Linked DNA regions of Mus musculus: region 1 is linked to region 2. Evidence: chromatin loops called from intact Hi-C (ENCODE). Cell type or tissue: heart. All regions are shown on one strand. Each heading gives the region's core, and the rest is flanking DNA. Links, peaks and the distances in the headings are about the cores only. Region 1 holds the start of Armc1 (armadillo repeat containing 1). Region 2 holds the start of Hps3 (HPS3, biogenesis of lysosomal organelles complex 2 subunit 1).

Region 1 (16,019 bases), core at 5,089-13,088, 870 kb after region 2:
TGAGGCCTTAAAGCCCACACCCACAGTGACACATTTTCTCCAACAAGGCCACACCTACTCTAATAGGGCCATATCATCCAATAGTGCCACTCCCAGGGCTGAGCATATACAAACCATCACAGTTGCCTTGGTTGTGGTATCTCTTCACAGAAATATAAAAGTTGGGGAGGACACACGGTCTTTGTGCTCATAGATAAGCATGAGGGATGATAAGCAGATAGGTTCTCCTCTTCAATGGAAGGAATGTGTGAAGTGGTGGGCTATAAGAGCCATTAAAGCATTTAAGAACCCTTATTAAAAATAGGTTTTGAAAAATCTAAGCATACAAATGTATATAGCTGTTTTCCACTGGGAATGGATACTGTTAATAGCCTAGTGAGCTGTGCTGTCTTTGAGGCCAGGCCTCTCCTGAATCCCCCAGACTATTAAGTTAATCCCAGACTCTTCCTGCTTACACCTTTATCTTTACCTCTCAGTCAATAGAAACCAACCGTAGGGGAGATGTCACATATTCTTTATAGGCTGGTGACCTCCTCCCTATCTGTGTGATGGAGACCACACTAGATCCTAGGCCCTTATGCTATAAAACCTATCATTATGAAAGAGGTTACATATACTAGGCAAAATATTGTTATAATTGTCATGAGAAAACCTTTGCTCAGAGTTGTACTGTACTTAAATATGTCTAAAATAAACGGCTCAATGTCAGTCTCTAGAAGTTTGAAGTAGCAGAGGCTAACTCAGTTGTGTTGAACGGGATTTCCTTCTTGCCTCACATACATGTCGCTCTGCTTGCATCTGCAGGAACCCTTACAAAAGTAACTAAGATAGTCATCTATTATGAACCGTGTTGCACTAAACATCATTCTTCTCATAAATTTATATGCATTTTTTGTTTCTATGGTTTAGATCAGTGGTTCTCAAACTGTGTCTCTCCACCCCCTGAGGGGGGGTGAACTACACTTTCATGGGGTCACATTTCAGACATCCTGCATATCAGACTTTTACATTATGATTCATCACAGTTTTGAATAGCACTGAAATAACTTTATGGTTGGGGGTCACTACATTGGAAAGAGCTGAATTAAAGGCCACATTAGGAAGATTAAGAGCCACCATTGTGATGGTTTGTATATGCTTGGTCCAGGGAGTAGCACTACTTGGAGGTGTAGCCTTGTTGGAGTGAGTGTGGCCTTGTTGGGGTAGGTGTGTCACTGTGGATGTGAGCTTTAAGACCCTCATCTAGCTGCCTGGAGGTCAGTATTCTGCTAGCAGCCTTCAAATGAAGATGTAGAACTCTCAGCTCTACCTGCACCATGTCTGCCTGGATGCTGCCATGCTCCCACCTTGATGATAATGGACTGAACCTCTGAACCTGTAAGCCAGCCCCAATTAAATGTTATCCTTATAAGAGTTGTCTTGGTCATGGTGTCTGTTCACAGCAGTAAAATCCTAACTAAGATTCCCATCTAATTTAATTAGGGTGGCTTATGTGAGCATAGGTTGTGTGGGGGGGGGAGGGGGGGGTGTTACAAGAGCATTTAACAATGGCTATGCCTCTGAAGAAAATGATTCTCCCTTCCACAGCAACCATGAGTCATCAATAGCTCCTCAAGAGGGGGTAGGATTTTTGAGTTTCCCTTCATCCAAGATGGAATATTGACATGTTCCATCTTGTGAAGGTCTTGTGACAGTAACCAAAGCCACTATAATTTCATGGGTGCAATGGTCAGGTCACGTCAAGAAGACAGCAACTAGCAGTAATCTTCTGTATCCTCTGGCTCTTACAATCCTATTCCTCTTCTGAAATCTTCAGAAGGTGGAGACGGTGACAGTGACGTCTCATTTAGAACTCAGCACTCAGTGGTCACATATTCTCAGAACTTTGTCTAGATACAAGACTCTGCATTAACCACTGCCTACTGAAAAGAGAAGCTAATACCAGGTCCATTTACAAAAACAACATTAACAAGTTCTCTGCTCCCTGCAGATTATGAGCTCCCAGCCATGAGATTTTTGATCATGTTTATGGTACTAGGCATGGATCCCTTCTTGTGGAACAGACCTCAAATCCAGTCAGACAGTAACTGGTTACTCCTATGCCAGGGTTCCAACAGGCATATCTTGCCTTGAAGGTTTTGCAGGATTCACAGCTGGGTAAAACTGCTGATTTTTTGCCCCCCAGGAATCTGCATAATATGTCCTAGTATTACGAACACTGTCCAATAGGGAGGCGACCGCTAGCTTAGTTCCAGCTTAATTTCTCTTTGCAAGCAAAATATTCGGTATCTTCAGCACCAAAGTTTTACTATTCAGTTCCAGTGGGTTACAAAGAACAGTGGAAATAGCATGTACTCACTGGGACCTTAGAATCTTCAGATTCATTCTTTTTTTTTTTTTTTTTTCAGTCAGGGTTTCTCTATGAATCTATTGGCCAGGCTGTCTTGGAACTGTCTATGTAAACCAGACTGACCTCAAACCCAGAGCTATATCTCCTTCTGCCTTCTGATAGCAGGGATGACAGATGGGCATCACCATGCTTAAATAGACTTTTAAAAAGATTTACTTTTATTTTATGTGTATTCCATGATTTTGCCACATTTGTCCAGGTGTGGTTGGAAGCCAGAAGAAGGTGTCCGATTTGGAGCTGAACTTACAGGTATTATAAGCTGCTTGACGTAGGTACCACAAACCAAACTTAGTTTTTCTGTAAGAGCAGTATGTACTCTTAAATGCTGAGCTATCTTTAAATATATACTATTCTCTTTCTCTCTCTCTCTCTCTCTGTCTGTCTTTTCTTTTTTCTCTTCTTTTCTTTTCTCTTCTCTCTTCTCTTCTCTTCTCTTCTCTTCTCTTCTCTTCTCTTCTCTTCTCTTTTTTATTTTTTTCTTCTTGAGACAGAGTCTCACTAAATAGCCCCGGCTGCCCTGGATCTCACTGTGTAGATCAGGCTGCCTGTGACTTCACAGAGATCCACCTGCCTCTGCCTCTGAAGTGCTGTGATATAATGTATATACCACCACACCTGGCTAAAGATTCCTTATGATGATGGTGATGGTTGCTGCTGCTGCTGCTGCTGATTTTTATAATAATAATGATAATAATAATAATAATTAGAGTTACGCTTGTGCCTGTGAATATCTGCAGAAGCAAGAAGAGGCTTGTTGAATTCCCCTGGAGCTGGAGTTACAGGCTGTTGTGAGCCACCTAACATAAGTGCTCTTAATTACTGATCCATCTCTCCAGCCCCAGAATCTTTAGTCTTCGGGTCACAATTGCTGGGTCAAAGTGTAGTATTTTCTGGAATAGATTTTGATTCACTGCTCTTTACAGTGCTGTGCAAATTTACATCTTCACAGAACTGAATGGGAGTCCTTGCCCTGCTCACTGTACCTGCTGTCATCATGGTGGGACCTAGACTTGGCCATCAGATATCCAAGGGATTGCTCTTACTTTTACATTACATTGTATTTACCGACAGACATGAGTTTGCCTTCCTTTTCAGGTTTTCTGGCTACATTTTTCATTTTATGGCAAATATTATAGGGTTTTATTCTGTTTTTGTCTCTATCAGTAATATTCCAGATTATGTTGTCTACTGACACCTTTTATGCATTTTAAAGCACATATTAATTATATGCAGAATGGATTGCACTAGATGTTCATCATGTATATAGAGTATTTGACATAGTCATCCTTTATCATCCTCTCTTGCCTGCCCTCCTCCTGTTTCTGATCTCCTCCCTCCCTCCCTCCCTCCCTCCCTCCCTCCCTTCTTCCTGCCTCTTTCTCTTACTTCCTTCCTTCTTTGTGAACCAATGAATTTAGTTGGGTTAAGCAGATTATCATGGACAACTTGCAGTTTTCTGAAAAACATGTATTTCCCTCCCCCAGCAATGATTAACTGCCTACGGATCCTCCAAAAGGAGAGAACTAACTCCCATAGACATGCTGTGACGTGCTACCTGCTCACATTTGAGGGTTTTGATGTTCTATTGCTGAGAAAGGAAGGGCCTTGAATATGCTAGGGAAGTCCTTTACCACAGAGCTGCACCGTACCACCTAAATTTGCTTTCAATATTTATTGTGTAAAAGAGGACTTCATATACTAAGGCATGTGTGTGGATATCAAAAAACAACTTCCAGGAGTCTGTACTCTCCCTCTACCATGTGGATCCTGGAACTAAACTCAGACCATCAGTGTCTTTATATACCGCTCTCCCTCCAGCCCTGGTTGAAACCCTCATCTTCCTGCTTCCATCTCCCTACTCATGTGACTACAGGTGTGTGTTACCACACAGGGCAAATTACAGTGTGTGTGTGTGTGTGTGTGTGTGTGTGAGAGAGAGAGAGAGAGAGAGAGAGAGAGAGAGTGAGAGTGGGAGAGAGAGTGAGAGTGGGAGAGCGAGAGTGAGAGAGAGTGTTTGATGATGGAGAGACAGTTTGAAGGGCAGACATACCCACCACAGTGTGCACTGTGCCAGAGGACAAGGCTGTGGAATCAGTTCTCTCCTTCCTTGATGTGGTGCAGTGTTTTGGATGTGAAATGTCCACATTAAGAGACAGTTCTAGGAAAAGACTTTTGATGTTTTATAGTCTGCCCTTCCCACCCCAGTGTTCTGTCCTGGTTTGTTTGGTGATTTTTGTCAACTTGCCACAAGCTTGAGTCATTTGGGAAGGACTCTTAATTGAGAAAATGCTTTCATAAGATTAGCCTGTATGCAAGTCTGCTGGGCATTCTTCTTGATTAATGATTGATATGGGAGGGCCCAGCCCATTAGGGGCAGTGCCACCTTTGAGCAGGTGGTCCTGGGTTGTGTAAGAAAGCAGGCTGAGGAAGCCAGTAAGCAGAGTGCCCCGTGACCTTTGCTTCTTTTCCTGCTTACTGTGATGTTGGAATGTGCATGGAACTAATGTTGGAGTAATCCTTTTCCTCCTCAAATTGCTTTTCCTCACTTTTCCCCCTCTAGAAACCACAGCAAAGGATATCTAACTAACACAAAAATTGGTGCCAGGAGTGAAATGTTGCTGACAAACCTGAGCATGTGTTTTGAGGATGTTTGAACTTTGGACCTTTGCGCTAGAAAAGCCATGGCGTGCTCAGAGCTTAATAAGCTGTGGTTGTGTGAACTTGGAAGATAATGCTGAGAGTAATCTTGCCGCTGGAGGCCCGGCTGGTGAAGTTTAAAGAGAAGCAAGGCCATTATCAGGGCCATTTGTTTGTTATTTTGAATTAAGAATAGTAGTTCTAGTCACTGGGAAAGGAAAATTTGGCTGTGATTAACAAGAGACCAAAACCGTGAAAACGAAACTTTGCTTTCCTAGGTCAGCTGATACTGGCCATGTAGGACTAAGGAGTCAGCTGCAATTAAAGAGATCAGCATCACTTTGGCAAAAACCTCGGAGAAGTGTTTCCTCGGGGCCAGCACACAGGAGCTGGGATACAGAGGGGGCCAAAGTTGCTTCTCATTCTGGCAACCAAACTTGGTAATGTGTAAGAGCTACCCAAGTGGTGCTGGTTTTGAAGGCCTGAAAGGAGTCATGCAGAAAAGCTGAGGTTTTGACACTGTGGCAGGATCCTGAAGAGAGTCTAGAAGAGGACGTTAGTGAAGGTGCAGCCTCAGTGGCAGTAAAAGCCTCAGTATTGACCGGATCATGGAGCAGAGTTGAGGTGTGGCACTGTGAAGCAAGGTCAGAGTCCCCAAACAGAGCCCAGGAGAAGCTAGTGATAAATGTGCATCCCATTTGCAGTAGAGACAGCAGACTTTTGGAGAGGTCAGTATAATGTGACGGCCATCAGAGTGGAGCAAGCCTGAGCCTATGAGACAAACTGTGTGTACGGTATGTAGCAGACCTGGAGACATGGAACTCCCTAAGCCCTTTGGAGGCCAGAGGATCCTGAGTGGGTTCCAGAAGTTTCTCACGGAGCTTTTATACTGTTGGACTTTGGCTTTGTTTAGGTTCGATTGTGACTGTGCCCTGGTCATCCCCTCTTGGATTAGGAACTCAGTTAACTTATTTTGATTTTACAGGAACCTAGTTATGAACCTTTAGATATTTTAGAGAAACGTTGGAGTTTTAGAAATATTGGATTTTTAGAAAGATATTGAACATTTCAAAAAGAGTCCATATGTTTAGTGTCTGACTTTTTAAAGACTGTGGTGATTTTGAAGTTAGGATGTTTTATATATGATATTAATACCAATATATGAGATCCTGGGGATAGGCAAGAAAGGGAAGGATACTGTTAATAGTGTTGTATTGGTGTGTAAAGTTAACAAGGGGTTAATGGTCCTGTTTTTTTATTTTATTTTTCAGTGTGATATAAGCTAGAGTCACTTGGGATGGACCCTCAATTGAGAAAATGCCTCCATAAAATTGGCCTGTAGGAAAAATCTGTTAGGCATTTTCTTGATTAATGATTGATGTAGGAGGATCCAGCTACTACATGGGCAGTGCCTCCTCTGGGATGGTGGTCCTTGATTTTACATCCAAGTAGGCTAAGCAAACCATGATGAGGAAGCCAATAAGCAGGGCTCCTGCTTTGAGTTCCTTTGTTGATGGACTGTAGTGTAGCTTTGTAAACTGAAATAAACTTTTCCAAGTCAATTTTTGTCATGGTGTTTTATCACTGCAATAGAAACCCTAATTTAAATACTATGAGTAGAAAAAATGTGATCTCTCTGCCCCTGACTTCCAGGTGAGCCCTAGACAACTGTTGTTGTGTCTAACCTATCTGAATATCTAACTGTATTCTCTTCTAAGTTGCTTGTGCTCCTAAGATTTCCTCACAGTAGGAGGAAAGTAACTACACATTCCAGGGATCTGGAGCAGGACAAGCTTGCATCATCGGTGGCAAGCTGCCGAGCGATCTTCCTGGTCGAGCTGTTGGTTATTTGTCTCATAGTCTGATAGTCTTAGCCCACATTGGTGTAGAACTCACTAATAGTCAAGGAAATCATCTGGCCCAGCAATAAGTAAGTAAGTAAATAAATAAAAACAGATATTGTGATGGTTTGTATATGCTCGGCCCAGGGGGTGGCCCTACTAGAAGGTGTGGCCCTGGTGGAGTAGGTGTGTTACTGTGGGTGTAGGCTTTAAGACCCTTATCCTAGCTACCTAGAAGCCAGTATTCTGCTAGCAGCCTTCAGATGAAGATGTAGCACTCTTAGCTCCGCCTGCACCATGCCTGCTGGGACGCTGCCATGCTTCCGCCTTGATGATAATGGGCTAATCCTCTGAACCTATAAGCCAGTCCCAATTAAATGCTGTCCTTATAAGAGCTGCTTTGGTCATGGTATCTGTTCACAGCAGCAAAACCCTAACTAAGATAGATATACACATATAAAAGCATGAAACTAGATACTTACCTTTCACACTGCATAAAAATCCACTCTGAACAGATCAAAGACATTAATGCAAGATCCAAGACTTTGAAACTGTTAGAAGAAAAGTAAAGCAAAAGATATCCAAAAAAAGCATAGACAAGGGCTTTCTAATAGGATTACAGTTGCTTAGGAAATAATTTCAATAACTGACAAATGGGACCTCATGAAATTGAAAGGCTCCTATGATGCAAAGGAAATACTTAATAAAGAACATCCTGGATTAATATCCAGACAATACAATAACTAAAAAACTGAACAAGAATAACTCACAACACACAAACTTTATATGTCCCAGTACAGGGGAACGCCAGGGCCAAAAAAATGAGAATGGGTGGGTAGGGAAGTGGGGGGGGGGTATGGGGGACTTTTGGGATAGCATTGGAAATGTCATTGAGGAAAATATGTAATAAATAAAAAAAAAAGAATAACTCACACTTACTTACTAAATGGGCTAATCGAAGTCAGCAGTCTACAAAAATTGTATACAGAAGAGACCTGATCAATATGTGAGAAATGTAAATCAAAACAAATTTGAGATTCTATTGTACCAATCAGAAGGTCAGAGAACTAATCCTGGCAAGGATGTGAATGAAAGGGAACTCATATTCATAGCTGTTGTCCTGTAAACTAGTCTGGCATCCATGGAAATTGGTACAGAAGTTTCCAATAAACTATAAATCAATCAAAGAGACATTTGCACATTACTGTTTAATACAGCACTATTCATGATTGTTAAATGATGGCACCAAGTCACCTGGATGAAGAAACTGTGGCATGTACATAGAATGGGATCTTTTTCGCCACAAAGGATTAAGTTATGATTTTTTTTTTTTTTGAGACAGGGTTTCTTTGTGTAGCCCTGGCTGTCCTGGAACTCACTTTGAAGACCAGGCTGGCCTCAAACTCAGAAATCCACCTGCCTCTGCCTCCGGAGTGCTGGGATTAAAGGCAAGCGCCACCACTGCCCGGCTCAAAGGATTAAGTTATATTGTTTGTAGGAAAATACACATACCTGGAGACAATCATATTACATTAATTAAGCCAGTCTCAGGAAGATAAATCTCATATTTTCTTTCATTTGTAGTTCCTATGGCTGTTGACTAGTCTTGTGTCAACTTGTTTCACACACTAACAGAGTCATGTGAAAGTAGGAAACCTTAATTGAGAAACATGCCTCCTTTAAGACTCAGTTAGTGATTGATGGGGGCAGGCCCAGCCCACTGAGAGTAGCTCCACCGTTGGGCTCGTGGTCCTGGGTTCTATAAGAAGGCCTAGTGAGCAGCACCCCTTCGTGGTCTCTGCATTAGCTCCTGCCTCCAAGATCTTCCCTGTTTGAGTTCTTGTCCTGTTTTCCTACAGTAATGAAAATCCTTTCCTCCCAAAGTTGCTCTTTGGTCCTGGTGTTTCACTGCAGCAATAGAAACCCTAACTAAGACACTAGACATTTTTTTTTTTAAAGATTTATTTATTTATGTAAATACACTGTAGCTGTCTTCAGACACTCCAGAAGAGGGCGCCAGATCTTGTTATGGATGGTTGTGAGCCACCATGTGGTTGCTGGGAATTGAACTCAGGATCTTTGGAAGAGCAGTCAGTGCTCTTAACCGCTGAGCCATCTCTCTAGCCCCAAGACACTAGATTTTATATAATCACATAAAATCATGAATGTATACAGAACATGAAAGAGAACATTAAAGTAGAAGTGAAATTGGGAAGGGTAACTAAATGGGAGATAGAAGAAATGGGTGGGAGGATATAATCTGTACCTGTAAGAAAATTAAAAACAAGATTAAAATTTCAAAATTGAAAAAGGATTATCTGATATCAAAATGCCAGAAGGACAGCAGGTTGTGGGGTTTTTTTTTTGTTCTTTTTTTTCACTTTGAACCATAGCTAAGATTGTCTCTGGCACAGAGTGTGTATTCAAAAGACGATTGTTAAATAAAACTACAGAGATCTGAATATTGTCTTAAGCAACAGTGGTTGAGAAACTTTACGTACCAGCCTGTCCTGTGGCTAGACCCAAGCAACGATTGATAATGGTAGGTAGCACAACTTCACAGGTGTCAAGTTCAGACACTTTTAAACTAGAAATGTGAATCCATAAAGACTTAAAAGACTTCCCTGAGGCTTGTAATCCATTCACAGGAGTTTAGGAAGCACTAATTAATGTTTTGTTAAGGCTACCTTTGCTTTTTAGCTTCAGCCATCTTTTCTTGGTAATGGCATTTTGCACAAAGTTTAGACTTTGCAGAGCTTTAATGGCATCAGTGTGAATACATTAAATTTCAGATGGTGAATTTTCAATAGGTAAAGACATATTTTCACCGACTGGCTCAAAATAACCTGTCATTACTTACTAATTCTGAAAATACTATATGTCTTTTCTTAATAGGCAGATTAACATTAGCAAAAACAGCGAATTTTCCTTTCTGGATTACTGAGTCACCTTTTATTAGAATATTGGGCAAGTCTTCACTTACTCAGCCAGATAGGTTGTGCTGTACTGGGTATGCCCCTTGGACTTAGTATATTTACTTTTTTTTTTTTTTTTTCCTGCTTTCTACATTCACTGTTTTTAATTTAGGCTCAATGTTCTCTTACCACTAATCCCTGTCTTGGCTTTGTGAATAAAGCACACAGACTGGCTTTTGCCTGTAGGTGAGATGGTTATTTAGAGTCTTGTTCTTGTTTTCTACCAAGCTTTACTTTGGACTTGTTTTCATTTTGGGTTTTAATAATAAGATAACCAAGAGCACGGGAACATTAAGAAACTCAAGAGATGGACTCTTTTGTTCTTCTTCTTCTTCTTCTTTTTTTTTCTTTTTAAGTCAAGGTTTCTGTGAAGCTTTAGTTAGCCTAAACTGGGCTTGAACTTGAAATGGTCTGCCTTCAGCCTTTACCTACTTAGTGCTCAGATTCCGCCGTGGCGGTCTGGTTTATAAATTCACTTACAAAATATTGGAGATAATAGCGTAGAATACAGTCCGGTGTGGTGTCTTCCACATCCTTTCCAAATTAAAGCCCTTTCAAATTCCTTGTAACAAGAATAACAACAAAGTCCCTGTAACTTTAATGTATGAGCAACACGTCAGAATAAGATTGTAGAAACGAAGATCAAAAAGGAGTGTGGATGGATGTATTATTTTCAGATTAGCCTGCGAGACTTGGATAACAATTTCAGAAATACTTTGGAAAATAAAACGTACCTAGAGCAACTCCTCGGTAACTAGTATCGATAAAACAAGTATGTCTTTACTTTGATAAATAGAAAACAGCATTAACAAAACTTCATGATGAACTGGAGAACTCTCTTAACACAAGTCTCTGACAAGAGAAAAGACAAAATTCTTTTCAATGTCAAATCACTTAGGCCAACCCAACAAAAGCACTTCGCATCCCTCGCTTTGCTAGAAAGCAGCACTGAAAAGAAATGAACGAAATCCAGAGAGGCCAAACAGTGTCGACGTTCATAGTAAAAACTACAAAAAAACGTCCGAAGATTCTGGGTAAAGACGCACAGACGTGGATGAAGGGTTACAGGTTGTTTTATCAGACCTGGAAGACTTGCTGAAGATAAACTATTCTGTTCGCGTGTCTGCACACAGAAGCAGAAGCCCTTCCTGCCGCGGGAACCCTGGGAATTGTAGTCGCGGAGCCACGATGGCTGTAAATTTGTTTAGCACTCCGTGGACGGCGAGCCCTTGGTTCCAATTCAGTGTTCTGGGTCCTCATAGGTCCGGTCTAGCTCACCAATGAGCTACTAGGTTTGAGAACATCCCGCCTCTGGTTGGGTGTCCTTCCTCACGTTGCTTCATTTTCAGCCAATGGGATAATAAAGCCAGCAGAGGTGACAGGGTCACCGCGGAGCCTGCAGCTCCTCCGCCGCCAGCGACTCAGCCCTGTGGTTCTTTGAGTCGGGCCGTGGCTCGGGGTCTTCGCCGCCCGTTGTCCGCCGTGGTGGGTGCGGCTCTGATGCTGCGGCAGGCTCCGGACGCCCGGAGCTCTGGAGGGTACGTAGCCGGGGCCGAGGTGGGGCCGAGGGGCCGCTGCTGCGCGGGCCGGCCGCTGCGCCCGCCTCCTGCCGGCATCCCGCGGGCTGCCTCGGACGGCTCCGGACGTGCTCTTCTCTCCTCTTCCTTCTGACCAGCCAGCCCGCCCTACGAGTAGCGGGTGTCCATGTCGCGGCGTTCTTTCTGTAAATCTGCGAGCCTCTGCGCGCAGGCCTCCATTCAAGAGAAACTCGTGTACACAGGTGGTGGGCATTTGTGCACTTAGCTGCTCCTTTGGTGATACTGTCTCCTCAGCGCTTGCAGTAGAAGTTTCCCACTGGGTTAGTTCTGTGCTTGCATGGTACTTGCCAGACATTTTACTGTCTTGCCTTTTTTTTTTCCCACCCTGTTACCCGCTCAAAACTGCTACCTGAAGAAACTGAGGCTTGGAGACGGTAATTCAATTCCAAAAGAGTTACAGTTATAATTGCAAGGAGAAGCCAGATCGGGTCTCGGCGTTTGATAGTGGTAGTTGCTTTTCAACCCGGCTTAATCATTAAGGATTTAGGATAAGTGTGTGCCCGCAGCAGCTCTTAGCACGTGAGGGCTAAATACTTCTATTAACTAAGTGGTGATTCTTAGCTATAAGAAAAGGAATACCTTTCTGACATCTGCCCAGACACTGATGTCTCGCGTGTCTCTAACTCCGTGCTTCAAGACTTCTTGCCCGTTGGCATCCTCATCTGGAAGCTGGTTGGACATCTCAGATTCCCAGACCCACTTACACCCACTGAGCTTGAACTTACTTTTGGCAAGGTCCCTTAGGTGATCGCAGTGTCCTTAAAGTTTGCGAAGGGTTCTGTTTGTCAACATAGAGCCAAGGAAGAGAAAATAAGTTTGGGTCGTGATGGTATGCCTTTAATCCCTGCTTTGGTAGCTATTGGCAGGCAGATCCCTCCTAGTTTCAGGCTCATCTCAACTACATAGGTCAGCCAGAGCTAAGTAAGGAGAAGAAAAAGTAAAGGCATACGTCCTATGCACTGTGACCTCTACTCAGACTGAGATACAGAAAAATGAGAACAAAGCTTTTGTCATTTGCACGACGTTTCCCTTTTCAGAAAATGAATGTGTCTCTTGAGAGTTTTAACTTAGCCGTCCCAACTCTTAAAGTAGACATCAATGTTAACTGTTTCATAATTGTCTTGTAATTGACACCAGGTGCGGGCTTTGGAAGTAAAAGAGCAAATTAAGACAAAGGGGATGCTGATTTACTGTTGCTGGCTAGTTAGATTAAAAGAACCTTGTGCTCTTTATATTCAGTTTGGCAAGGTCTGTGTAAGCCCCACCCCCAGTTTCTTCCATTTGTCGTGAAGATCTTCCCGTTAGTTTTTTGTTGTTTTTTGTTTGTTTGTTTGTTTTTTGTTTGTTTTGGAAGGAAGGGTAGAATTGCTGCTACTCCCAGTTTTCCCAGTTTATTCATTTGGTTATTTGATAATAAAGCTGAAACAAACTGCCAGACTCACTTATCCTAATTCCCAATAGTTAAAGATAGTGTTTCAGAGAGTTTTAGTTTTTAGTGTTTTAATAATAATTAAAAAATATTTTCTATGACTGTTTTGACTGCATATATGTCTGTGCACATGCCTGGGGCCAGAAGGAGGGCATCAGATCCCCTGGAACTGGAGGTAGAGTTGTAAGCTGCTTTCTGGGTGCTGGGACTTGATGCCTGGTCTTCTGGAAGGTCAGTCACTATTCCTAACTGTCCAGCCATCTCTAGCCCCACTTTCAGTGCTGTGTTCAGAGGCATTCATTTATACAGCAGTGTAAAGTTTCAGGCTCTTGTTTGCACCAGAAATTATTTGATGTGCATAGGTCTTGGGTCTTGCCTTCAGAAACACCTACTCATTTGGATAGGCCCAAGGAAATTGTATTGTTTGACGCTGTCAGGTCCACGCTTCTTGACATTAGTGCTTTTGATGGAAAATGCAACTAGCAAACAGATGAACAAGCACACTTGTGTTTGTGCTAATGTGGTGTTCATTACAGAAGGAAAAGGGTTTCCATTTGTTTTGTTTTAACCTTTTATTTGCTTGTGGTTCATTAGCTACTATAAATGTGCTCAGGACAGCATTTCAGGTTATTTAAAAATTATTGTCTCTCTTTGCTGTGTGCATGTGTGTTGTGTGTGTGCACACACTTGTGTCTGTGTCTGTATGAATGCTGTGGAGGCTGGAGATCAACTTTGAGTATATTCCTCCATCTCTTACTCAGCCTTCCTTTTTGAGGCAGGGTCTTTGCGGAACCTGGAGGAGCTAAGCTGGCTCACCGGTGCTCTGCCTTCTACCTGCCTCTCTAGCTCCAGCACTGGGATCACCAGATGTGTAAAACCAAGTGCTTGCTTTTGTTGTTTTATACTGGGGCTTGGGATTCAAGTGCAGGCCCTTGTGCTTGCTCAGTCAGCACTACCCACTCAGTCATCTCCACAACGGTCAGTCTGTGCATGTGTGCACATAGGGTGCACGTCTGTGCATGTGTGTGGAGGCCAAGGGGCTTCCTCAGGCTCCCTCCAGGTTACTCTTCGAGATGGGGCTGTCAGTGAGCCTCCAAGGATCCACCTGGGTGTTTCTCTCTAGCTAGGACCGCATGCAGCACTGCATCCAGCCTCACATTGGTGTTGGAAATGCAAACTCAGTTTTCGTTGCATAGCAGGTTCTTTATCAAGAGAACTATCTTTCCAGCCCTAAAATTATTGTTTTAGTGTGGTACAGAATAAATAAATTTTTACATTAGCATACAAAGTAATGGATTCCATGATGATATCTTCATACATATTGTATGTTGCTCTCATTAATTCCTTTCCTACATTTATTTTGATTTCTGCTAAATTTGGAATAGAGAAGTGTGGAGAAAATTCCTGCAGTAATCACATATAACTAGTTTTCCAGCCTGTGAAGGAAAATATTTCTCTTAAACAATTTAAGTTGATAGTTAATTTAAGTTGATAGCTAACAAAGAATATTTAGTATATAAATTGGGCTTCAAGTTCTATCTTAAAAAAGATTAATTTTTAATTATATGTATTTACATATGTGCTCATGGAGGCCAAAAGAGGGTATCAGATACCCTGGGAATGGAGTTACAGATGGTTGTGAGCAACAAACATGGAAGTTTAGAGCTGAACTTGGGTCCTCTGCAAGAGCACTTTGTGCTTTTAACCACTCGCCATCTCTTCATCTCCAAGTTCTACCTTTTAGCGGTAACCCCCTGATATCCTGTCACTCCAGAAGCAGGTAGAGAATATTGGGTGTCTTTGTCCCAGCGTCCTGCCTTGCGCCCCTCCCTCCTGTTTTTCTTTTATTGAATGCATTTATGGCACTAGGGAATGAAATTAGGGTCTCATCCCCAGGCCAGTTGCTGTCTTCCTGTTTTGACAGGCGTGGTCATGCACTCATGCAATCTCAGCACTCAGGGAGCTTTAGCAGAGTGGGAGGTTAGCTCGGGCTGTGCACTGAGACCTTGTATCACAAATCAAAGTAAGGTAAAATAAAAATTGGTTATGTGAGCTCAGCAATCTGCAGCTAAAACATTGATTATTTGAAAAGGTTCAGCCACATAGTCAAAAAGGGGTGTCTGTAACCTGATGCCATCCAGATACTAAAATAAAATGAACTTCTGACATTGAATAGCCTTGCTTTGAAGTTTTATGTTAAACCTGTCATTTGGAGAGCAAATCCGAGAACTCCTGCCTGCTTTTCTTACCTCGTTTAAAAGTTGTCATTGCTGTGCCATTTGACCTACAACTCTCCTTGTTTTGGTGTTGAGTTTCTGACCCTTCCCTAGGTAGACCCCAGTGTGAGCCCTTATCAGCAGGGTGTGAGGACTGGAAACTTTAAGATATTTTGACTGCACGTCATTCTAAAGGAAGGAGAAGATTATATATAACATTTAAGGGATGATCTCCATTGAGTAGTTATTGAAGGATGACAGATAAAAACAGAGTGTTACAGTGTCAAAGCCTGGACACTGTGAAAAAGCCACTGTTTGCTGTGTTTGGCTTTGTTGTAGTGTGTGTGTATGTGTGTGTGTGTGTGTGTGTGTGTGTGTGTGTGTGAGCATGCATTCATTTACTGTATCTAGGTTTATGTACATATTGGTGCATGTATGCCACCATGTGCGGAGGGTGGAGGTCAGAGACAAGTTGTGGGGTTGGTTCTCTTGTTCCTCTGTTTGGGTTCCAGATGTGGGACTTAGTTGTCAGCTTTGGCAGCGAGTGCCTGTACCATGGTCTCCCAGATTGCTTGGTTGAGGCACAGATTAGAGAGAAGCCCTTTTTTATTGTTTCTTTCTCTCTCTCCCTTGCTTTCCTTCCCTGTCTTTGGAATTGAACTCGGAAACTAAGTAAGGTGTGCTAGGCAGTGCTCTGCCACTTAGCTTGTTCCTTGAACAAAGTCTTCATTTTGAGTCAGGGTCTCAGTCAGTCACCCAGGGAGCCTTGAACTTGAGCTCTTCCTGCCTCAGTGTCTGAGGCAGCTTGCATTGCAGGTAGGCCACAGGGCTTGGCAAGGGTGGTCTCCTTTGCTCTTCTCCTTTGCTTTAGGAGATTTCACAGTTTGCTGTGCATCTCTCCTCACCCCCTCCC
Region 2 (15,231 bases), core at 7,232-15,231:
TAATGCTTCTAACATTGATTTTAAAGATGATAAATTGTTTTAAACTTGGGTTTTGCTTTCCAAAAGTTATAGATATATTCTAATATTGCAACGAAAACTTAAAAATTATGGTTAAAATTGCCAGTGTTCCATTGACTGCAGTTTGCAGTTTGATTTCAAATTTAAGATCTTTAATTCACCTATATATTGTAATTAAGATAATTACAAGAGTAATCATCTTTTGAAAGTGCTAATACAGCTTACTTCATACAAAACTGTGACAAAGTTATCTAGTTATGTTTGTCTTTGTGAATAGATTAGACCCTCAAACAATCAGTTTGGCTATAGTTGCAGCCTGGCAGGAAACTGCAGTATGGGCAATTTTTTCACAACACTAAAGTTGTGAAGAATGTTTTAACTGTAAGTCATCTTAAGATAGAGTATCAAAAATTAGAGGTGTAGACTGTTATATTGTTCCTCTAGAATCGGTCCTTATTGCAGGAGAGCCAAGATGCTCAGATTAAAAAGTATTTTACGTTTGAGTCAATGCAGGGCTCTGGGCAGCCCCAGAGCGGCTTGTGGCCTTTCTTTTGTTTTGCAAACAGTGCCTGAGAAAGTTTTTCCCTGTGTTCAAGAAAATTTCTTTTTAACAGTGTTGCAGATCTATTCAGATGTTTAAAATAATGCTTAAATTCAAAGAGTTTTGCTTCTGGTGAACTGGTAATTTCTAGAAAATTTTGCCTCTAGGTATGGCTAATGTAACTTTACATTATGTAAGAAAATTTTTTATTGTTTCTGCTTCTATACAAGAAGCCAAGAGTTTTAATCTTTCAGTGTATATTGTTTCCTAAGTGGAAAGTATTTTATTAACTAATGCTTCTCAAAGAAAGTTTACCTTAAATCCTTGCTCTCACCCAAAGGATTCAGAGACAATATACTTTTATTACTTAGGGTTTTAGTTTACTACAAAAGGTTTTACAAAAAATAAAGAAAGCTTTTATAATTGTTATTAATTATATTCATTGGTAATTAAATATTAGTTGTGCCCAAGACAATTCTTTGGCCAGAAAAAAAAAAAAAACATTATTGTAAAGTCATTTTTCTCATCCTCCCAGCCGATCATTGGCCCACGTGGGCCCAACTAGCTGCTGTGGGGCGGAGTCTTAAGACATAGTTTCCCTTGTTCCAGCACAAATAATCTAGTTGTGTGCTGTAGATGGTGTTTTAAATGCTAAACAATCAAACCTTAATTTGTACATTAATAGTCAATGCCATATCTCTGAGCTCACAATTGCTTAAATTGTTCATCCTTCAGATACTATTAATTCTCAAATTTACAATTGCTTATGCATATTTCTAGTTAATAAATAAATAAATTATGCACATGTGACTCTTAATAACTTTTCAAGCTTTCTAGTTACAACCGCTCCTTAAGAAAAATGATTGAAAGTGCAATTAGTCACTGCCCCTTTACAGCCAAGTATTTAAAATGTTTTTTCAAAAAGTTATTAATTCAAAAGTTTAGGTATTGTGAAATTTTAAAACTTTAACTTCTTAAAAGACAAAAATTGTATCCCCATACATACTATTTAGGGCATTCCCATGCACACTATTTAAATCATATCTTTATTTTCAAAATTTGAAATTTAAATGTCAAAGAATTTAATAAATGCTTTATAGTATCTTAAAAGGATCTACTTGTTGGCTTATAGATTGATCCTAAAACAGCTACCTTATTAGGAAAGGGGAAAACAGGTTTTCTCCACAGAACACTGCAGAAGCATATTAGATAATTCGTGTGTCGAGCTGGCAGGTAAGTTGACTCAGTGTCCTGATTGTAATGACTAAAAAACTAAATTAAATTCATGTTTTAGATCCATCTTGCTTGCCATTTTTCCAGTTTAGACTAGCTTCTAGCCTTTTAACTTTATGGCAATAGTTCATCAGAGACTGTATATACTGACTTGGTAAAATTAGTCATTTAATAGAGTCATAATGATTTTTCTCTTTTCTTCAGTGTGACCAGTCATTCTAACTCAATCTTAGACTGGTCTAATATTCAGTCCAATGTTAGAGATTCCTATATTCTTAACTACCTAGCAAAGTTAATTCAGAGCACATACCCCACTTCCAGAGAGTCTCTGGCCTTTTTTCTATTCTAAAACCAGCCCTGAGCTTGTGCCTTGTTAATTTGCAACTGAATAAAGTACCTAGACTTCCCCAAAAGAAGATCTGCTTTCCTACTTTCTCATTGTCTAGATCTTTTGTTTTTCAAGCAGGTTAATCAACATTCTCCAGCCAGACGTGCATCCCCCGCCCCCCAAGAGCACACAGGTGGCAACTGCTATCTTCATTCCAAGGACATTCCAGCACGTGGCTTTCAGTCTGAGTTGAAATTTAGGTTTACCAAGAGGGCTAGAAAAGTAGATATTTCTAATATTAAAAGAGATTGGTTTTTATTCTGATAGACGGGCTTAGTCCCTTAGCTGGCCTCTGGCTTTTCACCCTTGCTGTTACTGCGAGGTCCCCTTAGTTCCTCAGGCTGTGGGAAATACAGGGATAAGGAGGAAGACTTCCAGCTCCTAATTTAGCCACAAATCGTGGTGTTACTAATGACATAATTCCTGTCTAGGCCTTGCTAAATCTGAGGTTGACAATTCTCCTTTAGGAGCTGCACAGTACTCAGAACTGTGCATACTGGTTCATGATCATACGAATACAGTATGGGTATCACTTGGTGCAGAGAACTACTGCAGGGGAAAGTCCAGATTGATCATTTCTGAGTTTCCTGTGGGATATACCCTGTTTGACGGAGGTTGGTATCTATTTACAGCTAAAAACCAAAAATATCTAAGGCTCTGCCTCCCTTCCCCAAAAGATACCAAGAGCCACAGGTGTGGGTCGTGATAGCACCCACGGGAGGAATCGGGTCAATGTCCACCCAAGCCAAGGTTAAAAGCCCACTCATCTATGGATGAGAAAATCATTTGATCACCTCAGTTAAGCGTTGCCTTATTTAAACGTAATTAATAGGGTGGAGAGAGGTTGGAGACCGTACTGTTGGAAGGGCAAGTCCTTCGCTGCCTCCCACCCTAAAAAAGCCAATTGGCCTTGTACTACGGAGCCGGTCTTTACCCCCTTCTCCCTGTTTCCTGCTTGTCATCCAAAAATGCAGAGGAATATCAACTCAGTGTTATTCTTAATAAAGTGTATTTCAAATTTGTTCAGTCAAACTTAGCCAGGGTTCCAACGCCCTACTTAAAATTCAACTAGAAAGTTACCTATTCAGCACTAATTAGCATTATAAAGTCAGAGCCTACTGCTTAGGGCTTTTCTGTTAGTTGTTTACTAGGACAGAAAGGACAGTCTTAGCCAGATACAGTTTACCATAAGAAAAGTTAGGGAATCCCACGGAGACAGGTTTTTTTCTTTAGCCCCAAGAATTCAGGCAGAACTATTGAGCATAGATAATTTTTTTGCCTCAGGCCAGCCTTTTTCTTAACTTTTTGTGGAGAGCCGTGCCGTGAGCAATCGCCATTATAAGATGGCACTGGCTTCCACTGCGCCTAACTAGTAAACAAGCCTTATGATATCTAGGAAAGAGATCAGGAGTCATATATGCAAGCATCACCAACAGAACACAAGAGATAGAAGAGAGAATCTCAGGGGCAGAAGTTACCATAGAAAACATTGACACAATAGTCAAAGAAAAGGCAAACAGCCAAAAGCTCCTAACCCAAAACATCCAGGAAATCCAGGACACAATGAAAAGACCAAACCTAAGGATAATAGGTATAGAAGAGAGCTAAGATCCCCTAATCAAAGGGCCAGTAAATATCTTCAACAAAATTATAGAAGAAAACTTCCCTAACCTAAAGAAAGAGATGCTTATGAACATACAAGAAGCCTACAGAACTCCAAATAAACTTGACCAGAAAAGAAATTCCTCCCATCACATAATAATCAAAACACCAAATGCAGTAAACAAAGATAGAATATTAAGTGCAGTAAGAGAAAAAGGTCAAGTAACATATAAAGGCAGATGTATCAGAATTACACCAGACTTCTCACAAGAGACTATGAAAGCTAGAAGATTTTGGGCAGATGTTATAAAGACCCTAAGAGAACATAAATACCAACCCGTTCTATTACACCCAACAAAACTCTCAATTACCATACATGAAGAAACCAAGACAGTCCATGACAAAACCAAACTTACACTATATCTTTCCACAGATCCAACCCTACAATGGGTAATAGATGGAAAACACCAACATAAGGAGGGAAACTACACCCTAGAAAAAGCAAGAAAGTAATCTTTCAACAAACCCAAAAGAAGATAGTCAAACAAACATAATTCTACTTCTAACAACAACAACAACAACGAAAGAAAAAAACAGGAAGTAACAACCACTTTTCCTTAGTATCTTTTAGCATCAAGAGACTCAATTCCCAAATAAAAAGACATAGATTAACAGACTGGATATATATATAGGACCCAGCATTTTACTGTATATAGGAAATGCACCTCAATGAAAAAGACAGACACTACCTCAGAGTAAAAGGTTGAAAAACAATTTTCCAAGCAAATGGTCCCATGAAACAAGCTGGAGTAACCATTCCAATATCGAATAAAATCATCTTTCAACCAAAAGTTATCAAAAAGGATAAGGAAGGACACTTCAGACTGGTCAAAGGAAATTTCTACCAAGAAGAACTCTCAATTCTGAACATCTATGCTCCAAATGCAAGTGTACCCACATTCATAAAAGACTTCAACACTCATTCTCAGAAATGAGCAGATCATGGAAACAGAAACTAAACAGAGACACAGTGAATCTAACAGAAGTTATGAACCAATGGATCTAACAGATATTTATAGAACATTTCATCCTAAAGCAGAATATGCCTTCTTCTCAGCACCTCATGGTAACTTCTCCAAAACTGACCATACAATTGATCACAAAACAGGTCTCAAGAGATATAAGAAGATCAAAATAATCCCATGCACCCTATCACCTTGTGGAGAGCCATGCCTCGAGCAATCGCGTGTGTGCCGTGGGCAATCGCCATTATAAGATGGCGCTGGCTTCCACTGTGCCTAACTAGTAAACAAGCCTTATGCGCAAGTGCAAGAGTGAACTCACGCCTAGTCACTGCCCATCTCGGGGCGTAGTAATGGGGTGATGGGTGAGCAACGAATCAGGAGCTGTCACGCCACATCAGGTGCTGAAACGTCACACTGTGGGCTATATAAGCAGCGCCATTTTCTGGGTTCGGGGTCTTCCACCTGAGAAATAAGCAATAAAGCTTTTGCAACAGAAGATTCTGGTTGTCCCAAGTGTGTTCTTGCTGGCGGGGACAAAAGCTCGGGATAACTTTTATTTTTATTAACAACAGGGAGGAGATGTAGTCTCCCCTCCCCCAGCCTGAAACCTGCTTGCTCAGGGATGGAGCTTCCCACTCAATCTTTCTGCCATGCCTACTGCTGGAACCTGCCGCTTTGCTGTTTGGAGCCATCACGTGGTCACCCTGCTACTGGACTCCAAGATTATTTGGCAGGAATTGGGCCCCTCCACTTCACGGAGTGCTGGAATAGTAAAAATTGAACCTTGAGCAGAGACCTTTGTCTTGGTTCCTTCCTTATCTCGCGCAGCCCAGCCCCTCTTCTCTTCCAGGTTTCCAAAATGCCTTTCCAGGCTAGAACCCAGGTTGTGATCTACTGGCCAGACACAACAATCCACTACCACCATCTTCTGAATGCTAATGAAGGACCATAAGGGCTTTTGCCAATCCCAAACTCCAGCTTCCCCCTCCCACCTGGGGTCAAGGCTAGGCCAAGTTCCATTCTTCACCTACAGGAACATTCTTGAGTAAACAATTTGCAGAATGTACCAACTGATAGTCATCTGAAAGTCCAAGGTAGAGTTTAAATGCATGTCATGATTTGCCCATGCTTGTTAGCCAATAGAGTTAAAGGTCAATATGCTTAGCCAATAAGTGTGAACTGTGAACTTGCTGATGTAACCTGTATCCCTATAAAGTATAAAAACCAATTGTAATAGCCATTCATGGTTGCCTTCTAGTCACTCAGCTTGAGGGACTAATTGAAGGTCAACCCCCACGATACGGAAAATAACCCTCTTGCTTTTGCATTGATCTGCATCTCGGTGTTTCACTTGGGAATGTCTTGAAGTAAGTACCAGTGACAGAGGGTCGGGGTCTCACACTGGGATTATGCATGTGACATGTATCAGAGTATCTACCTTTGCTACTTTTCCAGAAAGATATTACTACATATCTTCAAGGCTATGTAGCACCCCATACACTATGTAGATTAGCGATCCTAGACTTCAGCACACAGAGAGGAGTAGGAATGAGTGTTCCAAGATCCAGAGCCTGCCCTCCCCACAGAGCCTGCTCTCCCTACAAAGCTTGCCTTCCTCACAGAGCCTGCCCTCCCCACAGAGCCTACCTTCCCTACATAGCCTGTCGCACCTACATAGCCTGCCCTCCCTAGGCTGATGAGAAATTGGAGATTCATTTTGTAGCTACCTCCACAGCTTATAAATCCTGGAAAAAAATCTCTCAAGCAATATAAAAAAAATACAATGTGGTTACAGTCTACTTTTTAAGTGACTGATTACAGTGAGTAAATGTTTTACATATTACAGGTGAAAAAAAAAAACAAATTATTCCTAAGAATCCACACACATTTAAGCAATTTGCTGATTAACAAAGTGTAAGCAAACAAAATAGAGTGAATCAATCATTTTATCATATATCTTGAAAAGTAGTCTTATAAGAATCTTAAAAGAATCACATATCTAAACTTTTATATATAAAGAACAGTCACTTTTACTTTAAATCCTCCAAGGTACATACCTACTCATTAACAATTTTTTATTAAATCACATCAGGAAGCTGAGGGCAAAACTGCTACAAAAATTGATCATCATCTTGATCACCTGCCCAGGTTTAGCAAGAAAGGCAGGTCAGCTAATGCTCACTGGGCTGCCATTGTTCTTGTTACCTGACCTCAAAAGACTCCCTGGCTCAACTGTCAAAAGTGTGCCTGGCAACTGTAAATTGCTCCCTCCCCGTGATTTACTCCATCACAGCCACTAACATTTTCACCTAATTTTACTGACAATCTACATCCGTAAGTTTTGTCTGAGGGTGGTAGTTGAATCATTTATCTGTTCCAGCAGCAGTCTTTGAAAAGATCAGCCACTATTGTTGTAAGTGCCAATGACACTGCCCAGTGAGGGGCTGGACACTCCCTTAGAGTTTTCATATAACTCATAGATTATGAGGGACATGATGACTGGAAACTTCACAGCAGAATGAAGTCCTCAGGGCTCTGCCTCTCTGAGACACACCTAACATGACTGTGCTAACCAAATTTCATGAGTTCTAAACTGTTTTGACATTCTTCTTGTACAGCCCCTTTACTTAGCGTTTTATTGCTGTGAAGAGACACCATGACCACAGCAGCTCTTATAAAGGAAAACAATTAATGGGAGCTGGCTTACAGTTTTAGAAGTTTAGTCTGTTATCATCATAGCAGGAAGTATGGTAACATCCAGGCATACATAGTCCTGGAGAACGGCCCGAGTGTTCTATATCTTTATCTGCAGGTAGCAGGAAACTGTGTGCCCCACTGGGCATAGCCTGTGCATGTATGACCCAAAAGCCTGCCTCCAGAGTGACACACTGCCTCCAACAAGGCCACACCTAATATTGCCACTCCCTATGGCCAAATATTCAAACCTATGAATCTATGGGGGCCATTCCTATTGAAACTAACAAGAAGGTTAATACCAATGACCATCTGGGACTACTATTTATACCTGTGCAATCCACCTAAGCTTCTCCAGGAGATACAGTGCTAAGAAGTCCCTAAGGTTAGTCTCTCCAACCAGAATATCATCCTTAGCAACCTCTCTTATAGACTAAGCTGTCTATATTCAAATTGCCTATTGAAGCCTGTGATGATTTGTATATGCTTGGCCCAGGGAATGGCAGCACTAGGGGTGGGGCCTTGTTGGAATAGGTGTGTCACTGTGGGTGTGGGCTTTGAGACTGTCCATCCTAATTTCCTGGGACACAGTTCTCCTCTTTGCCCTTGGAACAAAAAGTTATACAAACTCTCAGCTCCTCCTGTGCCATGCCTTCTTAGTTGCTGCCATGTTCCTACCTTGATGATAATGGACTGAATATCTGAAACTGTAAACCAGACCCAATTAAATGTTGTCTTTTATAAGAACTGCCTTGGGCACGTGCCACGGACAGGCGCCATCCTGCCGCAGACCGGCCTCAGTCGGCCTCACTCAATCCGCAGGAGAAATCAGGGTCCTGGACAGGTGGCAAAAGAGTTGGCGAGAAATGACAAATAAATACGGCCACAAGGGAGAGTACTGTATCTGAATGTAATTTCTCAAATCGAGCATCAAACGTTTTATACAGAAGAGAATAGGGAAGTTAGGTGACACATTGGCAAGGTACAATGAGGTTGCCAGATGCTTCATGACTCTTACACAAAGCAGAGGAATGCAAACACAAAGACTGACAGGAACTGGGCAATAAAACAACTGAGACAAAGTCAGCTCTATCTAAGGTCAGCCATAGTCTTAGAAGCCAGGTGTGAGGTCTTTACAATCCCGGGGCAAGGGCTTTCATGCCCAAGCCATGGTTCTAATTAGGGAGTTCTGCTCTAGTTAACCTTCTCATGAATAATGCAATACTCTAGTTCCTCCTTAAACCACAGCCCGATCTTCTTCCTAAACCATTGTAAATTCCTGTATAAGGGAGTGACTTGGCTTTTATTCTAAGTGATAGTGTGGGGGACTTTCTACTAAGTAATGTAGTCTGCCATACATAACTATAATAAGAATTCTAAACTTACTTTGCTAAGCTTGCCCTGAGATTTCTAACTCTTATGTAGTAGATAGTAATGCCTGATTTCTTTCACTATCTCTCTTACAATACTAGAGGCAATTCTGAATGTTACTGAATAGGTAACATTCTTACTGAATTCCAAGCCTAGGGTCTGCTCAAGGACTACCTAGGGCATTGGTGAAGGCCAGGAAGCAAAGTTCAATTTTGCTTAGGTATTTGGCAAATCATTGCTTGGAGGCACCTATAGTAAAACAATACTGAAAGAAAGCACACAGATCCATTTGCAAGGACAAGTTTGGAGCATTGGATATTTGGGATGCCATGTTTCCAGGAGGCCAAGTGTCCATGAACTTTTTGCCTCGGGACTGCTTCCAGGTTTCTAAACCTGTCAAGCAAGTCACTACTGGAGTGGATGTAGTAGTCATGGTGTCTCTTTTACAGCAATGGAAATCCTAACCAAGACAAAGTCCTAAATCCCAGTACCTCAGAATGTGACTAATGTTCAGACAGCACATTTACAAGATAGCCGAGTTTAAGAGAAATCATATGGGCAGATCTTAGTAGAGCTGGCATCTTTAGAAGAGGAGGAAGAGACATCAAGAATGAAACAGACCAGTGAAGACAGTGAGAAGGTAGCCATCTGTAAGCCATGGAAAGAGGGCTCAAGAAAGCAGGCCTTCTCATGTATTGACATTGGACTTCCAGCCTCCAGAACTGAAGAAGTGGAGGAGGAAGAGGAATAGAAGGAGGAGGACTCTGTTGCTGAAACCAAGCAGTGCGTTTTATTTGTCATGATAGTCCTAAAGAACAAATGGGACATGATGGTATGCCACCCTGGTCCCTGCTTTTGTAACAGGAGACAAGTGAGTGGTTTCTACTCACAGATCCTCACAAACAAGGAAACTAGGCATACACTCACTCGAAGCTATCTTCATGCAATGATTAATTTTATCAACTTTACTGTATTCAGAATTAACTATATAACACACTTCTGAATGTGTCTGTGGGCACATTTTCAGAAGGGTTTAATGCAAGAGGGAAGACACAGCTTGAATGTGGGCTCTGCCCTACAATGCTGTGAGGTCTTGGACTGAAGGGATACAAAACAGTATTGAGAAGGCCATTTTCTCTTTTTTTCTGATCAGCCCAGGTAGAAGCAGTTTCCTCCATGATGGACCCTACCTCCTAAATACTGATCTAGACCAAACCGTTCCTCTCTGAAGTATAAGGATCCATGATTTGCCAAAGAATGATACCCCAGACTCAAATGTGGGGTCTCTCATTACCAGAACAGAGACCACCAAGTCAGTTTGCAAGCCTGATTTAAAGCACATTAGGGAATTCTGGGGTAGGTGACCCTGTCAAGATTGACATGGAGGTTGGGTCCATCTCTATAGACATTCCATTACTGGGGTGTGGGGGCTGGAAACTTGCTGGGGAGGTCTGAAAACTGTTGCTGAAGAAGTCTGGAAAGTGCTGCTGACCCAGTGTCCTTGCCTCAGGCCAGGTGGCAGGGCGGCTTCTAAGGCCTGGACTTGCCTGGAATTGTCCAGTTCTTAGAGACAGAGATTTAGGCCTATTCTCCTTAGCTGCCAATTTGAAGTCTGTCATGGAATCAGCCTAGCTTTCTCATAAGCTGATGGTCACAGAAGTGAGAAAAACAGTTAATAAAGATAAAAATCTCTTCCCAAAATTTCTTAGGTCAGCCAGGTACAGGGACTATATCAAGGGAGAAGAAGCTATCTCTAGAGAAGGTAGTGCCATTCTAGGACTTAATGAATCTCACAAAAGTCAAATTACATTCAATTAATATCCTGAAGAGGAAAAATTAATCAAAAGAGACAGACACTTAAATCAGATACTCATAAGAGGGAAAGGGGATGTTTATGGATGTCACATGAGTAGCAATCTGCTTGTTTTCCTGATTTCTGTAGCCCAGATCTCTGGACTATTCCATGTATTCTTTGCTCACTGAGTTTAATGAACCCGTCTCCCAGAGTGTTCCTAGTAGAGGATGAAGTACATGATTCCTCGTCATCTGGAAGGTATTCGAAATGGCAGCAGTTCAACTTCAGTCCAATTGCTCCCACATTATAAATTCTCAGAGCAAAGGACTCAAGGTAACCATCAGCATGAGAATTGAAGTTTGCTCTTTTCAGTGTAAAAAGAAGAGCATCCTCCAGTCAACCAATACGTACATATGTGCATGCAAACACATATATTTTCTAGAATTGTTAAAAAAACATTATAGATCTGGTTTATTAAATCTCCCAAAATAGAAAAATTCCGACGGCAAGTTTCTTCAATATAGGAAATACTTAGGAACTGTATATTGACCATCCGGGGATCTCTCTCCTCCCCTATTATCTAAGGCTTAGAGGAAACTTTTGCCAAATGCCTGCAAAATGTTTTCATAGATCTTCTCATCCAATGCATTATTTTTTTATTTTTATTTTTTGCTAAGCATCTTCGAGGATTTGCCCTTTTCAATAAAACCATTGTAGGATCCACAGTATTTGTGGTGTGTTTAACCCTACGTTGGGAGTTTAACATCAGGTTTTGCAGTTTCATCCTTTAGAAGCAGACTTTGTGTGCCCCGGTACAGGGGAACGCCAGGGCCAAAGGGGGGGAGTGGGTGGGTAGGGGAGTGGGGGTGGGTGGGTAAGGGGGACTTTTGGTATAGCATTGGAAATGTAAATGAGCTAAATACCTAATAAAAAATGGAAAAAAAAAAAAAAAAGTTCAAAGTCTAAGGCAAGTCGACCAAGGCACAGACGGGCAGATGATCGAGTGTTAAACACGCTGAAGGTTTCACATACTAATCTGTCCAGAAGCAGCAAAGTTAACATCTCCAAAGAGGAACCGAGGTCTCTGCATCCACTTAGGGTAGCACTTCACTTAGCGCGCGGCCTCTTTAAGGAGCGGTGCCCGGGGTGTGGTCGCAGCGCTCACGTGATCCGGAGCAGCTCTCTAAGCTTGCGGAAGCCGCCCAGCGGTCCGGGCGCCGGGATGGTGCGTCTGTACAACCTGCACCCGTTTGGGTCGCAGCAGGTAGTCCCCTGCCAGTGGGAGCCGGAGCAGGTCTGCTGCGGCGGGAGCGACGCGCTGTTCGTGGCTGCCGGCTGCAAGGTGGAGGCGTTCGCTGTTCAGGGCGAAGAGCTGTGCCGGCAGCGCTGCGCCTTCTCCACGCTAGGCAGGGTGCTGCGCATGGCCTACAGCGAAGCCGGTGAGGAGCGGCTTTGGGGCGGGGCTCTGGGTAGGGAAGGGATTGGTGCTCTTCTAGGCTGGCTGCTGACAGTCAGTGTGGGTCGGGCACTAAGTGCTAAAGTCATTTTGTGTAGTTGTTTTAGCGACCGCAGATCCGGTGTCGTGCCACGGTCCGGTGCTTGCCTAGTTTGCTTGAAGCCTTGGTCTGATCCTCCTTACTCAGATTGCTTCAACTAGTCATTCTAGCACTTTGGAGGTAGAGACCGGAGGATCTGAAGTTTAAGGTCCTCTGCAGTTTGGTGAGTTCCATTCTAGCCTAGGCTACAAGTAATCATGTCTCGAAGCAAAACAAAGCAGACACCCCACGTGGAGATGCAATGCTGACTGATCCCGTCCACAGCTTGAAATAAAGACGTGTGGCTCGGTTCCACTTATGCCAGACCCTTAAAAGATTAATGTAAGAAAACAAACCTGGTTCAAGAGAAAGAGGAGGGAGAATGATATCCTGAAGTTCACAGGAGGCTCGACCTCAAAAGTTATCTCAAATCGGAGCCAGCCCTTTTACCTCTTAAGTCACTATCACTTGTGGTTGATTTATTACATTGGGTTGTATCAAATGCTTGGCCCTGGTTGGATACTAATGACTTGAGCCACACCGACTGGAGGAGGCTAGCACTAAACCATGATAACCTCGTTCTTGAAACCTTGAAGAACAAAGATGCTTTTATTACCATGTTGGCTGCCTTAAAGAGCTTCAGGAATCATGTGGGATGGCATAAGTATCACGGGCCATATAACTCAAAGGTAGCATTCAGTCCACAGTTGAACTTCAACTTCTGAGTGTAACTTCTATTAACCCATGCATGACTAAACATTAATAGGCTGACCCCTGGCAATGCCTAAGTTCAGAAAACCTGTCTGATGTCTCCTTTGATGCCTTTTTTTCTTCTGAGTAAATGTTCTGGTCTGTGTTCTCTCAGTGCCTAGTGTCCTCTGCCATAGCAAATCCACCTTGTCAACAACCAGGACTATCTGTGCATTTATATTTACTGTGAATGTTTTGGAGGCCTTTTTCCCAGGCAGAAAGCATTTTCTTTTTCTGTCAGGTCCAAAGGAAACCCCAAGTCCCAAACTCCAAAGGGCAGTCCAAAGATCCAGACGTGAGCTCCTCCATGGCTATAGGAGGAGTTCTGGTGTTTAGTTAAAAGCCAGCCTTCCTTCCTCAGGAACTTGTGGAGGCAGTTCCTGTCTGTCAGAGGAGTCATTTCCCTTACCTCTGGCAAAAGGAGCTATGGCTCTTCAATCTACATACACGTGTGATACTACTCCTCAGCATCCCAAGGTCCAGGCTAGCCTCAGGCCTCCCTCAGTCCCTGAAGTACCTATTACATATTTCCAAGTCCATGCTATCTCACTGTGCTCTTCTCTCTCTTGCAGATAACCTTGGCCATGTCTATTCAGCTGGCCATGTTCAGGTTACTTCTTTCTCTCTCTGCTCTGGATTCATCCAGATCTTCTGGCTGTTTCTCCCTCTCCCTCTCCCTCTCCCTCTCCCTCTCCCTCTCCCTTTCCTTTTATCTCCTTCTCCCTCGTCCCTCTCCCTCCATCGCCTTTTCCCTCCTCCCTCTAACTCTACCCTCTCCCTCCTCCCTCTCCCTCTCTATCTCCCTCCTCCCTCTCTTTCTCCCTCTCCCTCCTTGCTCTCCCCTCCTCTCTGTACCCCACCTATCTTCAATAAAACAAAACCATTTCCCTTAACTATACCATGGAGGGGTCATGTTGACAGTTTTACTTTGTACGGGCCCACCCCCTAACCCCCCCCCCCCCCAAGCCTACACTTACTAATCAGCCAAATGCTGCTCTCCCTTTGTAAGTTGTGGGCACTCAGTAAGTCATCTGTGGGGTCCCTGTAACCAGATTTCTGTGGCTCATGGTTTGAGAGGGTTCAGCCCACCATAGTGGGTAGGGTTCACATCATGGTGACTAGAAGGTAAAGCAGAAACAGGAAGGACTAGGGCAAGATAGAATTGCCAGATATCCCCTCTTCATCAGTGACCGTCCTCCCAGAAGTCTCTTTCCTCTAGCCAGACTCCCCTCCACCCAACCCTACCACACCAAAGTTTCCAAAACGGATTAGTGCATTCATTAGGTCAGAGCTCATGATCTAGACATTTTTGGAAACGTTGTCACAAGAAATAACCAGAGGTGTGCTCTTAGGTGTTTCTTTGCCCAATCAAGTTGAGATGATGAACCATTACAAGAGCATTAAGGAAGGAAGGAAGGAAGGAAGGAAGGAAGGAAGGAAGGAGAAAGGAAGGAAATAAGGAAGGAAGGAAAAATGTAGATGGTAGGTTTGGAATTTTTTTTATTAAACAATTTTTTATTAGCTATTTTCTTCATTTACATTTCAAATGCTACCCTGAAAGTCCCCTATACCCTCCCCCTGCCCTGCTCTCCAACCCATCCACTCTTGCTTTCTGGCCCTGGCATTCCTTGCAAGACCAAGGGCCTCTCCTTCCATTGATGGCCGACTAGGCCATCTTCTGCTACATATGCAGCTAGAGACGAGCTCAGGGTGTACTGGTTTGTTCATATTGTTGTTCCTCCTATAGGGTTACAGACCCCTTCAGCTCCTTGAGTACTTTCTCTAGCTCCTCCATTGGGGGCCCTGTGTTCCATCCAATAGATGACTGTGAGCATCCACTTCTGTATTTGCCAGAAACTGGCATAGCCTCACAAGAGACAGCTATACCAGGGTCCTTTCAGCAAAATCTTGCTGCCATATGCAATAGTGTCTGGGTTTGGTGGCTGATTATGGGATGGATCCCCGGGTGGGGCAGTCTCTGGATGGCCCTTCCTTCCATCTTAGCTCCAAACTTTATCTCTGTAACTCCTTCCATGGGTATTTTGTTCCCAGTTCTAAGAAGGGGCAAAGTATCCAAACTTCGATCTTCCTTCTTCTTGAGTTTCATGTGTTTTGAAAATTGTATCTTGGGTATTCTAAGTTTCTGGGTTAATATCCACTTATCAGTGAGTGCATATCATGTGAGTTCTTTTGTGATTGGGTTACCTCACTCAGGATGATATCCTCCAGATCCATCCATTTGCCTAAGAATTTCATAAATTCATTGTTTTTAATAGCTG

What was found. Peaks named below come from ENCODE experiments on the same cell type or tissue, not always from the same donor. Only the 100,000 strongest peaks of a DNase experiment are listed, where the experiment ranks them.
Region 1: a loop joins it to region 2, with 2.8 times the contacts of the local background. A loop is called at or near these places in 2 of 42 quality-filtered maps.

What each region holds. Positions count from the first base shown.
Region 1 is chr3:19,158,292-19,174,310 of GRCm38, reverse strand. It overlaps Armc1 (armadillo repeat containing 1), which reads left to right and starts at 11,216. Exons shown (of 7, transcript NM_028840.3): 1 at 11,216-11,401. In heart, for the core only: CTCF peaks have their summits at 8,892 (motif pointing right) and 11,382; a DNase peak (open chromatin) is centred at 11,130; H3K4me3 peaks cover 2,383 bases; H3K27ac peaks cover 1,676 bases.
Region 2 is chr3:20,031,924-20,047,154 of GRCm38, reverse strand. It overlaps Hps3 (HPS3, biogenesis of lysosomal organelles complex 2 subunit 1), which reads left to right and starts at 11,845. Exons shown (of 17, transcript NM_080634.4): 1 at 11,845-12,106. The coding sequence starts at 11,890. In heart, for the core only: a CTCF peak has its summit at 11,912; DNase peaks (open chromatin) are centred at 11,894 and 12,094; H3K4me3 peaks cover 2,025 bases; H3K27ac peaks cover 1,011 bases.